4 separate regions of the Homo sapiens genome follow, and all the other regions are linked to region 1. Evidence: chromatin contacts called from ENCODE Hi-C or POLR2A ChIA-PET data. All regions are on one chromosome and are shown on one strand. The core of a region is the stretch at or near the end of the contact, and the rest is flanking DNA. Distances in the headings are between cores, read along the strand shown.

Region 1 (2,909 bases), core at 1-2,500:
AGACAAAGCCTAAATATAAAAGATTACTCACACAGGCTCTTACACTGAGTAAGATATTATGTGTTAAAAATCAGGGTTAATAGTTTAACAGGCACATTATGGTTCAGAAATCCCCTGGGGGACTTCAACCATCTTTTCTGGATGTTCACTTTGCCAAATAGGCTGCCTCTATGTCATATCTCTACCTGAAGGGCAGGCTCAGACACTGATTCGGGGAAGTGTCACCCTTACTATACCAAGAAGTCAGACATCCAAGGTCAGACACTACGTAAAGTCAGATACTTCAAGGGCTTTCCTTGGAAGGGAGGATGAAAAGGGAAGGGTGGGAACATCAGCTCAGGTGAGACATATGAATTCAACAAAACATCAGGGATGGTTTGCCACGTTTGCGAGCAGCACAGAAAACGGCAGTTTGCTCCAAGTTCCCAGCACACCAAAGGGGGCAGTAGTGCGTCTGTAAAGCGCGTTGTCAACTTGGTGATAATTTCTGTTTGCATTCACACTCGCCGGCTGATAATCTCAGCTGCTCGATGCAATTCAACAGATAACAATGCGGAAGTTTGGTCTAAAGCTACCTGAAATCACTTCCAAGAGCTCTTCAGATAAAGCTGCCTTTGATAGTCTTCATTAACCCCTCCCATATTTGCCCCTCAGCGTCCCTTGGCTTAGCAGCCCCGGCCTTTGAAGTCCAACCTAAGCATTCTTAGATGGTGAGTGAGGGTCTGCCTTCCCCAGCACCAGCCACCTAGTCAGGCTTGTGGCTCGTCTAACAAACTGGAGCCTGAGATTCTGAGAAAACGAAACCAAACAGTTGTACTCCGGGGTTAACACAGAGCAACTTCCACCTGCTGTGCGAGTTGGTGATCCTCTCTCTTGCCGTTCGAGAGCCCCAGTGAAACTTGAGTGAGATGAGAGAGCATGGAGCCTGCCAGTCTCCCCCTCTGCGCACACACACACGCAAACACATTTAACTTTCCACTTGCAGTGACCTGCCCTTCAGTGTGACTTATCAGCTGTTTGGCTTTTGTCACTAAAGGAAAACAAATTGTGGAATATCCCGCTCTGCATGCTCATGAGATGGCTGAGCCAACTCAGGGGTTATGAGGTGGTTTGCGAGTGAGGAGAAGAATGATCTTCAGTTTCTGACCTCCTGGCACGGTGGCGGGCGGTATTTATCAGGAGGTACATGTGACTGGTTAAGACTCAGAGCCCCAGCTTGAAGGAAACAGCTGCTCTCGGCGTGCTCCGGCACTTGGCAGCTGGACAGGCAGAGTGCTGATGTGAAAAATACCACGACAAAACCACCCTAGTAAGTAACTGGAGAACTTTCCTCTCTCTCTCTCTCTTTCATTCCCTCTCCGTGTGTGTGTGTGTGTGTGTGTGTGTGTGTGTGTGTGTTGCAAGCCACCAACAACTTTTGATTTTGATTTTGGTTTCCCTCTGGCACGATAGAAGGAGATATTTTATTTGTACCTGTTAACAGCCATTGGTGTTTTCACAGCCCTTTTTTAGAACCTGTTATTTTCGGCAACGTGTCTTGTAACTTTGAGGATGAATGGGGCATATGGCTTCATTCCTGTCTAGGAAACAGAAAGTTTGTTTCCCAGTGTTCAAGATTTTTCTAGTCCATGGTGTTTAGGTTCAAAGTCAAGTTCAGGTTATGAAGTAGAGACTTCATTGAAGTGAGTTGATGACTAGATTTGATTTTAATCTGTTTCTACCACTGAAACCTGAAAACGTAGTTGTTTAAAGTAACTTGTGAATTTATTGTATGGCTGATTTGATTTTTCCTATTCAATTTTTGAGAATATCTCATTTAACTGTGTAGAACTGTCTGCAATATAGAAGACTGACAAAATAATATTTAGATTCACATTAGAAATCATATTTAGATTTCTTGCATGGTTTCCAACTAATTGAAAGCTGTATTTTATAGCGACTTTTTTTCCCCCCAACAAGCTAATTCACCTTCATTACTTTAAAATGTTCAGTTGCCCCTGGTCTTCCTTCACCTTCATTACTTTAAAATGTTCGGTTGCCGCTGGTCTTCCTTATTTTAGTGTTTTCGTGATACTCAGGCTGTTTTTTCCTTGTTTATGACCTGACTGGGAAAGTGCTGCCTGCAGCTGATGATTAACTCTGGGAGGCCTGGCATCCAAATTACGGAGAGAACCGGCTCCTTCTCAGGTTCATTCAGCAGTAATGGTGCTTGCGCTTGGGCGAGCAGCAAAGCAGGCACCATGCTGGAACTGAGCTGTTGTTCGGTGACTTTTGTCCTTCCTTGGTAGTCACCAGACAGAATGCTTCAGAGGAAAGGCAAAAGGGGAAAAGAGAGAGGGCAGAGCTCTAAACTGATGACGTAAAGCTCTGAAAGTGACAGGTCTTTGAATCAGAGGCTGCAGGGAGATAACCAAACAGGTTCCTGTTTCTGGAGATCGCGTGGATCTTGAGGAGGGTGGGCAGAGAGGGGCTGTTTTTATTTGAAGTCTCACCAAATAGTTGTTTTGCTTGTGATAAGCCTAGGACAACCTGGAGTGCGCTTGTTTCCTCGTGTGACAAATGGATTCTCATACAGGCTCAAGCTATACGGTTTTCTTTCGCCCTCTGCCCCCTGCCATGAGGGAACACTGTTCTCTCCCCACCCTTACCATCCTTTGTTGTTTGTGGAGAATGGATTAAAAATGACCCAGGGCACGGCACTTCTGCGATCGAGTTTCCCTCAGCACAGTGGGTCTTGAGTACCGCACCAACCAATGTTCTCTGATGGAAGCAGTTTCGGATGCCCTGTCTAAACAAATGGCTAGTCTGACATTGAGAAGTTCTCCACCTTCTTTTCCTTCAAATGTAGAAGAATCCACAAAATGTAGAGTGGCCAATGAGGAAAAATAGTCCCAACTTCTCTGTTCCTC
Region 2 (2,909 bases), core at 410-2,909, 2.9 Mb after region 1:
GGCATGAGCCACCACGCCCAGTCTCTTCGGTTTTTCTAATAGAAAACCTAGCATATTTTAAACGATTTTGCCACTTAACACTTATTATGGACCCACAGGGTATGAGGGCCTTTGGAGATCATCTAATCGGACTTCCCACCCAACTACAGGAATCATTTCATTGCAACAACTCTTTAAACCCGTCTAGAAAATGCAATGCTCTCTCCCCTTTTCCACGGTTGAACATCTTCCTCATGGCCCTATAATAATCAATGATAATTAATGAGCCTCTTCCTCTCCTTGGACAAAGAAATATGATAGGAGAAATGTTTAGTTTGCTGATGCCCATCATGGGGGAATAGTCCACTGGTAACTCTGGCTTTTGGGTTCAGGATTAGACAGAGTGGTTAAACTAAAATATTTATCGTAAGTATGAATTTGTTCCACAAACATAACATTTCAAAGGTAGCTTTGTTTCCTCTTTCCTTGCACTGCCAGCTATTAACTTTCGGTTCATTAGTCACGATTTTCAGAATCCACTTGGCTGCCACCTTCCTGCAGCCAGACCATCTTGGATCAGAGGGTGGGCCAGCCATTCCCACGTCACACCTGCCACGGGATCGATTTTTTCCCCCATTGACCACAGTCACTTTTTGTCAATTAATTAATGTTATTCACCTGGTACCCATCTTGTGAATGGTAGGTCACTACGGAGCGGATTACTACTTCATATCCCATCAATGACAGAGCCATCATTACGAAAACCTTTTCTGACAACCACTGAAGAGAAACCATCTCCACACCGTGCATTTTGCATCACTTCCGTTGCTTCTTTACCTGATTTATCACAAAGACTATGTACCACACATCTTCTTTATTAATGCATTGACAATCAGTGAAGACAATGAAAACCCACCACTTTTGTCCGTGAACTGAGAAAGAAAATGGCAATGTCATATGGCATTAATGATGCATGAGATCTATGGGTGTAGTGTCACGTCTAGGCGTGTAGTAATCCAGTCTTCGGCCTTACTCCAGGGAGAAAGATTCAGCTTTGTTACTTTCCAGTCACTCTCTCCCGTAACACAGCACCTTGGCACAGAAAGCAGAGCGACAAAACCCAGAATGAGGACAGTTAAAATTCAACTCAAGCTACAGCCATCCCAACGGTCCTCCCCAGCTCCCGCGGAATATTTACCAAGACCGTTTAAAGCACTTAATTAATTCACTTCAGCTTCGCTGGAGAGGTCTCAGGGTTCCCGAGACTCCATTACATAATATCTTTCACAAAGTCTATTCCCAGCTCGAATGGAAGATGGATTCTCATCCAGTGTGCGGAGGTTCCATGCCTTTGCTTCCCTTTCCCGGAGTTCGATCCGGCGATACCCTCCCGAGGCTGCAGCCATCGCCCCGGCCCCGAGCTTCTGGGGTACCCGCCACTCTTCGAACTCCAATCTGGCCCCGAAGGTGCAGCCGCCTCGCCCTCCTGGCTCCCAGGCCGGCCGCTGCGGCCACGGTGCCAGCGAGCGCCCGGGACACCGCGACTCTCGCTGCTCGCTGGGTGCGCCCCAAGCCCATCCGCAGCGCACCCGCGGCGCCGGGGCCAGAGCCGCAGCTCGGTGGCACGGCCGGCTCGGTGCGCCGGGCTCGGGGAGGAGGAGATCGGGAAGAGGTGGAGGCGTGTGAGGGAGGGAGGAAGGGCCCGGCCGCCCGAGAGGGGGAGGGGGAGGCGGAGGGGGCCGGCCGGGCCGGGGAGGGGGGGCAGCCAATGAGCGGCGCGCGGCGCGTGGGGGTGGGGGGAAGGTCTGGGGGAGGAGGTAGGATGGGGGAGGGCGCAGCCCGAGCGGCTGAGGCTCCAGCCATAAACAAGCGCCCGGAGGAGCGGCGCAGGAGTGAGGCGAGCGGGGCGCGCGGAGCGGACGCCGCGGATCTTGTGCTGCGCCACCGCGCCCACTCGGCAGCTCGGGAGGCGGGGACCGGCCCGGAGGCTGCGCCGCTGCGGGGCCGGCCGACTCGGAGGAGGAGAGGGAGGAGGCGCCGCCGGCCCGGGCTGGAGCCGAGCGCAGCAGCCACCGCCGCCGCCGCGCCAGAAGTTTGGGTTGAACCGGAGCTGCCGGGAGGAAACTTTTTTCTTTTTTCCCCCTCCCTCCCGGGAGGAGGAGGAGGAGGAGGAGGGGAAGCTGCCGCCGGCGCCAAGGCTCGTGGGCTCGGGGTCGGCGCGGCCCGCAGAAGGGGCGGGGGCCTCGCCCCGCGAGGGGAGGCGCGCCCCGGGGGCCCCGAGAGGGGCGGTGAGGACCGCGGGCTGCTGGTGCGGCGGCGGCGGCGCGTGTGCCCCGCGCAGGGGAGGGCGCCCGCCCCGCTCCCGGCCCGGCTGCGAGGAGGAGGCGGCGGCGGCGCAGGAGGATGTACTTGGTGGCGGGGGACAGGGGGTTGGCCGGCTGCGGGCACCTCCTGGTCTCGCTGCTGGGGCTGCTGCTGCTGCTGGCGCGCTCCGGCACCCGGGCGCTGGTCTGCCTGCCCTGTGACGAGTCCAAGTGCGAGGAGCCCAGGAACTGCCCGGGGAGCATCGTGCAGGGCGTCTGCGGCTGCTGCTACACGTGCGCCAGCCAGAGGAACGAGAGCTGCGGCGGCACCTTCGGGATTTACGGAACCTGCGACCGGGGGCTGCGTTGTGTCATCCGCCCCCCGCTCAATGGCGACTCCCTCACCGAGTACGAAGCGGGCGTTTGCGAAGGTACGGCCGCCCGCTGCGGGCCCCCTCCCACCTGGCCTGCGCCGCCCCCTCGGCGCTGGTTGTGCCGAACAAAGTTTGGGCGAGACTTTCTGGAGGAAAGAGGGCTCTGCGGGAAGAGGGGCGGCCGCCGCCCCCAGGAGAGTGCCCCCGCGGCCCTGCGTTCCCTCTCCTTGTTCCCCCCGACGCTTAGGCAGTC
Region 3 (2,909 bases), core at 287-2,786, 2.8 Mb after region 1:
TAGCGTCATATCTATGTGGAGTAAGTTAATAGAAATTCCATGCTAGCTCCATGAATTGGTTCAATAACAGGAAAAAATACAGATGAGGAGGAAGAGAGAACTGGCAATGTGAAGTGACACGTTTCAAAAACAATTCCTTTGTACTTATTCAGAGCTCCAAATCCATCCATACACATCACGGGAAATGTGACGATGCCCATGCACTTATCATTAGATTCACTCTCCAAAATGTCAACTACCAGAAATTAAACTCTTCCTGTAGGCCAGCTTGGTTTTTAAACACTATGTCTAATCTCGCAGCAACACCAGGACATAGGCTTCATTGTTGTACAGCTTTACAGATAAGGAAGTTGGGACTCGAAAGAGTTAAATGAGTTGCCCAAAGTCACAAAGCTATTAAATGACCAAGACAGGACTGGGATGAAGCTCTTGAGTATGAAGTTTGTGTAATATGTCCACTATGGCTAGCTGTATTAGTCCATCTTCACATTGCTAATACATACATACCTGACACTGGGTAATTTATGAAGAAGAGGAGGTTTCATGGACTCATAGTTCCATGTGGCTGGGGAGGCCTCACAATCATAGTGGAAAGCAAAAGGCACATCTTACATGGCAGCAGACAAGACAGAATGAGAGCAAAGAGAAAAGGGAAACCCCTTATAAAACCATCAGATCTCGTGAGACTTATTCACTACCATGAGAACAGTATGGGGGAAACTGCCCCCATGATTCAATCATCTCCCACCAAGTCCCTCCCATAACACAAGGGAATTATGGGAGCTACAAGTCAAGACGAGATTTGGGTGGGGACACAGAGCCAAACCATATCACTAGCTGTTTGCCAAGTAACAGAGAGGAAAAAGATTCAGAAATAACATTTGTCTCTGTCTGGGTATTTGCCTTAAACTGCAAGCTCCTGGAGGGCAGGGCAGCATGTGTTCCTACCTGGTTCTCCTTATATGGCACTAAGCAGTATGAGCAGGTGCTGTGGAATATCATTTGGTACTGAGAACAATAAAGAAGCAAGAACACAGATGATGGTAGGAGCCTAGCTTGCTGTCCTGCCTCTGAATTTATAAAAGGTCTCAGGAATGACATGCAGGATAGGGAAATATACAGCCTCTGAGCCTTGGTAGCTACATACAACTCACGATGCACACTGTCAATCTTGCTATGTTAACCGGCAAATGTCCAAAGGAGGCATTAAATCATTGCCAGAGACCACTCAGCTCACATTACGTTGTACTGAAGGGGGAGGAGGGGCAGATTTCAGAGTCCCACCTTCTTCCAAGCCCCCGCACTCTCCTCTATGTCTGCCCCGCAGCTCAGGCCTGGAATTTTATGTGCAGCAAAAAATCAAAGGTAAAATAAATGCTGAACAGCGATTGCTGTCATTGCCTTCCCCGCAGTCATTTCGCTATTAGCTGTTGGAGGAGCAGACCGTGTAGGCTGACGAGATCTGAGTAAGGACGAGGGATGAGATGTCAAGGCAGGGAACACGGCTGCCTTTGCGAGGTGGCTTTGACTCGCGCTGCAGACATCACACGTCAGCTCGGTGGAGACAGCAAGCAAACCCAACTGCAGCCGCAGAGAGGAAGCAAAAGAGGAGTGTGTGAAAAGATCAGCATATTCAGCCTGCCAATTATTTTCCTCCCTCCCCAACCCCACCCCCAAACACAAGTTCCTTAATATTAATAGTGCTGGAAATCGCAGCAATGAGCACATTGTTGGGGTGAAACTGAACATTACTCTCTAAATGAGATCCTGGGTGTGAAAGCAGAAGGTCCTCTCTGTCTCCCAGATCAGAACATTATCTGAGGCCAACAGCTCTGCAGCAGCTCTTAACCTCAAGAAAAGGGCTCGGCATTTCTGGTTCCCCAATAAAGCCACAGCACACCCTGGGACTGTTCAAATTATGGATACACACACACACACACACACACACACACACACACACACTCAAAGGAGATTATTACTAAGCTTGGGCTACAGCTTAAGAGGCATAAGTGGCATTCTCTTATTCCTCTGACTTGAATCCCTACACCTGTTACCCAAACTTCACTCACTGTTCTCCTCCACAAAAACACATTGTATCTTTGACATTACTATCAGTTTTGATATCAGAAGAATATGTGCCCAGGCAGCAGCATGACATATGTTGAAAGAGCTAGAACACTTGGAACTCTAACCTACTTTTATGAGACTTTTTTTTCTGGGTACGAGTCCCTTAGCCCATCCTTAAAGAAATATGACCAGCACCCATTCCCATCATTTAACTTTCCCAGATTAGAATTGAAACCTCTTCCCAACTGTACTGCAGGAGGTAGAAACTAATAGTTCTTTCTGAAGATTAAACCCTCTTAACCTTCAGGTGAAGAAATAAATATTATGCTGTTAAAGGATGAACCCCAGTCTAATGTCTATTAAATTCTTCCTGGCAGATTTTCCAGAGGTACAATAAGCAAAAGGAAAGAATAATATTTTCAATTTGTTAGATAAATGTAGGCAGGATTGGAGGAAAATAAATGAAGAGTACTTGCTTAGACTCTCGTATCGCTAATAACCCTGGAACATAATCTGAAGGGTTATTTAACCCCAGAGAGTTCAGGCTAGTGATGGAGGTCTCTGTGGGAGCAAGGTTTAGTCTCTGGATAATAGGCCTGCAAGGCCTGGGAAGTTAGCAGTGCCCCAGCAAGCAAGATGCATTTCAGAGAAAATCCTAATGGAAATTGGGAAGTCATCTATCAGTAAAGAACTGAGTGATCTTATCATGGGTTAGGAAGAAACAAGCAATTTCAGAAGCATTTGGGTAACTAGGATTTTACACCAATATATGAAATACCAGGGCTGGGATTGTAAGACTGGTGCAGGGGCTCCTGATAACTATTTATTCATGCATTAAACCA
Region 4 (2,909 bases), core at 173-2,672, 2.3 Mb before region 1:
TCACAGCTCTGAACAAACAAGAATTACATGCTGCAATATGATGAGATTCACAAACAATATTAAGTAGAAAAAATCCAGACACAAAAACTCTTTGATTCCATTTACATAACTTTCAAAAGTGACAAAACCAATCTATATGTTAGAAATTAGCTTAGTGGTTACCCTTGAGGTCGAGCGATCTATCACCAAACCAATTATACCACTGATAGTTACATCAATTCCATTCCTTTTCTACTGCTTGTTTTGATGGTCAGGAGAGAGATTTACAAGGGAGTTTGAAAAGTGGGAGAATCAATTCATTTAAACAAGGCTTTATTGCATGCTTCCCCATGGGCCAGGCATTGCCCTAGATGGTAGGGGTACAGGATGGATTAGACAGAATTTCTGCCCTCGAGGAAGTCACAGTCCAACGACCAGGCTCACACTCTAGAAAGGGCCCTCACTCTTCAGCATGAGGTGCCCACTCTGTGAAATGGCCAGTACCTAACTCATCCAAGAATTCTCCCCCTAGAAAGTCAAAGACACCCCTCACCCTATCAGGCCTGGAAGATGTACCCAGGCTGAAACACTTAGGTACCACCCACCAAAACATTGTCACCCTGTGCCTCCATAGGAGAGGGTTATAAGCTGAACTGAGAGCCGACTACCTCGCTCTGGAGTCCTCCAGAGCTTTGAGGAGTGATTTCCAGTGCCCATAGGCCAGCAGACCACTCAGACAAGGGCAATTTCGAGATTTCTAATCTAGGCAAGGGCCGTGCCAAGCACCACACTGACAGCTATCATTTGAGGCAATATTTCACTCTTATAGTGTGGTCACCGTCCCAGTGTGTTTTTCACATCTAATTTCATACAGGAAGTCAGCCCAGCCTCACTGCTTATCAGAACAGAGAACAGTCGGCCTCCTTGACTCTGAGGATCCCATAAGGCCTCAGTGATAAGCTGGCTGCCCCCAGATTCCTTCTCATCAGGAGGCTCAGGAGACAACTGGGATGGCCTATGTTCTGGGAAATGACAGCACCTAGCAGCATCAGTAACTCTACCAAATGACTTCGAGAGAAACCAGAGCTGGAGGGACCTCAGAAATTACCCAGGCCCAAAGATACTCCCATCTTTTTTTTTAAATGAGGAGATTGGGGCCAAAGGGCTGAAGTCTATTCCTCAAGGTCACACTAATAAGTGATGGCAAAACTGAGGACAAAATTGAAATCTCCAGACTCCAGGGTTTTTTCTGTATACACTCACCTGCAAAGCTCAAACCAGGAGAAGCAAATACCATCCTCTCACCTTCTAAACCCAGACCCTGTAGAGTCTCATAGGGCCTCTGGGCTAACTTGGACCCACCCTTGGAACTAAAGAAATTTACCTGCACAGGAGATTTTGCTTCTTTAAGCGCCTGGGCAAGCTCTAATCCCGGTGCAGTCAGAAGCATGCAGCCTGAAACCACCTCTTATATATGGGTCCTTTCTACACATGGTGTTTAGCCAAGAATTTGCGACCCCACCTCCCAGGACCTTGGTTCCTCCCCACTGTGTGTTCTCTGGAAGGGAGTGGAGTACCCAGGGCTTTGCGACTGGATTACACAAATCCAATTATTTCTTTAGAACACCATACAGAGAAAGCCTGTTTCAGTAATGCCTTAATGAGAGAGAGTTAGTCATCTTCTCACTTCCAACCCTGGGGAGGGTACTTTCAGGTGTGACCTAGAAAAGCATTTCACTGCAGGAGCACATGATACTGCTTGCTCACCTCCCCACAACTCCCAGGACACCAAAGAACCAAGACAGAGATTCCTGTACATCCCTATGTTTAAACTAACATTGACAGAAGCCTGGAAAGTATTTTCAAGAGGTGGCTGTGGGTTTTCTTTTATGGTTGTCAGAGTCTGAGGCAGCCCTCAGGGATGTTTCCTGCTAAGGAGGAAATCTGTGATTCATTTGTGCTATTGAGATCGCTCCCTCTTCCTTCCCAACCTACTTTCCAAATCCCCCATTTTGGCCATCTGGGACTCAGAACATTGACCTCCCACTGGTTGTCTCCTCACAGTTCACCTTGGGTCCCGTTGCTCCAAATCTGGTTGTTCTTCCCTTAAAGCATTTCTTAGCCCTCCTGTGGTTGCTCTAGACTTCTTCACTCCCTCCCCACCCCCACCCCCAAATCCTTCTCCTAGGTTCCCACCACCACTTGCACAGATTTCCATCATAGCAGCTTAGTTGGTTCCAGCTTGCCTGCCTCCACGCTTGCACACCTAGGATCCCCAGAACCCAGAACCATGCCTAGTACCCAGGAGGTGCTCAATATGTGTCAGTGGAATCAGAGTCCCTTGCCTGTGGAAATCCTCTGTCCTCTTCCTCCCCGCCTGCTTCTTGGCCTCTGCCTTGACTCTAATCTCTCCAACTCAATCATTTTGTGTGATTATCACTCCACCCATTTTATTAGTACTGATAAATTAACTAATATTGATAATAATAGCCAACACGTTTTGAGCACTTATGACATGCCAAGCACAATGCTAAGCACATTGCATGCAGAATCTCATGGAATCTTCACAACTTTGTGAGGTAGTGCTATTATTATCCACATTCTACAAAAAGAAAACGGAGGCACAGCATGGCAACTCGCCCAAGATAACCGCAGCCAGTAAACAGCAGAGATGGGGCTAAAGTCCCAGGGTGTCAGGTTCCACTAACTTCTCCTCATCTTTGTCAAGGAATTGTCTCCCTGCCACTGTCAAATCAAATCCAAAGCTTTCTTCCTGAGCTAAACGCTCTTTGGAGCCTTCCCCCTGCCTCATGTGCCAAATAGCCACCCTTCCTCGCATGGGTCTGAAGGTGTTATGAGGATAGCAGAAGCAGTGGATCTGGGAAGACCATTATTATTATTATCTATCTCCCAGACATAACCTTTTCATT

The links. A loop is a pair of places that touch in the nucleus more often than their neighbours do. ChIA-PET counts read pairs that join two places held with the same protein, here RNA polymerase II (POLR2A). Pooled maps may share reads with other maps.
Region 2: a loop to region 1 is called in a pooled map, with 6 times the contacts of the local background. The contact joins the promoter of CRIM1-DT here to the promoter of RASGRP3 in region 1. A Hi-C loop is called at or near these places in 4 of 37 single-sample maps with no recorded cell type and 7 of 50 pooled maps.
Region 3: a map of CD8-positive, alpha-beta T cell shows a loop between it and region 1 (10-fold over the local background). The contact joins the enhancer-like site here to the promoter of RASGRP3 in region 1. A Hi-C loop is called at or near these places in 3 of 168 maps with a recorded cell type or tissue (CD4-positive, alpha-beta memory T cell, CD8-positive, alpha-beta T cell and naive thymus-derived CD4-positive, alpha-beta T cell), 4 of 37 single-sample maps with no recorded cell type and 10 of 50 pooled maps. POLR2A ChIA-PET finds 5 or more read pairs at or near these places in 1 of 52 experiments (activated T-cell).
Region 4: a loop to region 1 is called in a pooled map, with 6 times the contacts of the local background. The contact joins the promoter of CAPN14 here to the promoter of RASGRP3 in region 1. A Hi-C loop is called at or near these places in 2 of 37 single-sample maps with no recorded cell type and 3 of 50 pooled maps.

The regions. Positions count from the first base shown.
Region 1 is chr2:33,475,399-33,478,307 of GRCh38, forward strand. RASGRP3 (RAS guanyl releasing protein 3) reads left to right here and starts at 1,251. Exons shown (of 18, transcript NM_001139488.2): 1 at 1,251-1,309. RefSeq lists an enhancer at 587-906.
Region 2 is chr2:36,353,911-36,356,819 of GRCh38, forward strand. It overlaps CRIM1-DT (CRIM1 divergent transcript), which reads right to left and starts at 1,660. Exons shown (of 2, transcript NR_037631.1): 1 at 1,178-1,660; 2 at 839-1,071. CRIM1 (cysteine rich transmembrane BMP regulator 1) reads left to right here and starts at 1,868. Exons shown (of 17, transcript NM_016441.3): 1 at 1,868-2,713. The coding sequence starts at 2,383.
Region 3 is chr2:36,239,100-36,242,008 of GRCh38, forward strand. No RefSeq gene overlaps it. Among named protein-coding and RNA genes, the nearest start is that of CRIM1-DT, 120 kb to the right of the region's middle. Within about 2 kb of position 1,537, at least 3 of the 41 ENCODE cell types and tissues checked have a DNase peak (open chromatin) inside an H3K27ac peak, as active enhancers do.
Region 4 is chr2:31,216,093-31,219,001 of GRCh38, forward strand. CAPN14 (calpain 14) reads right to left here and starts at 1,423. Exons shown (of 22, transcript NM_001145122.2): 1 at 1,364-1,423.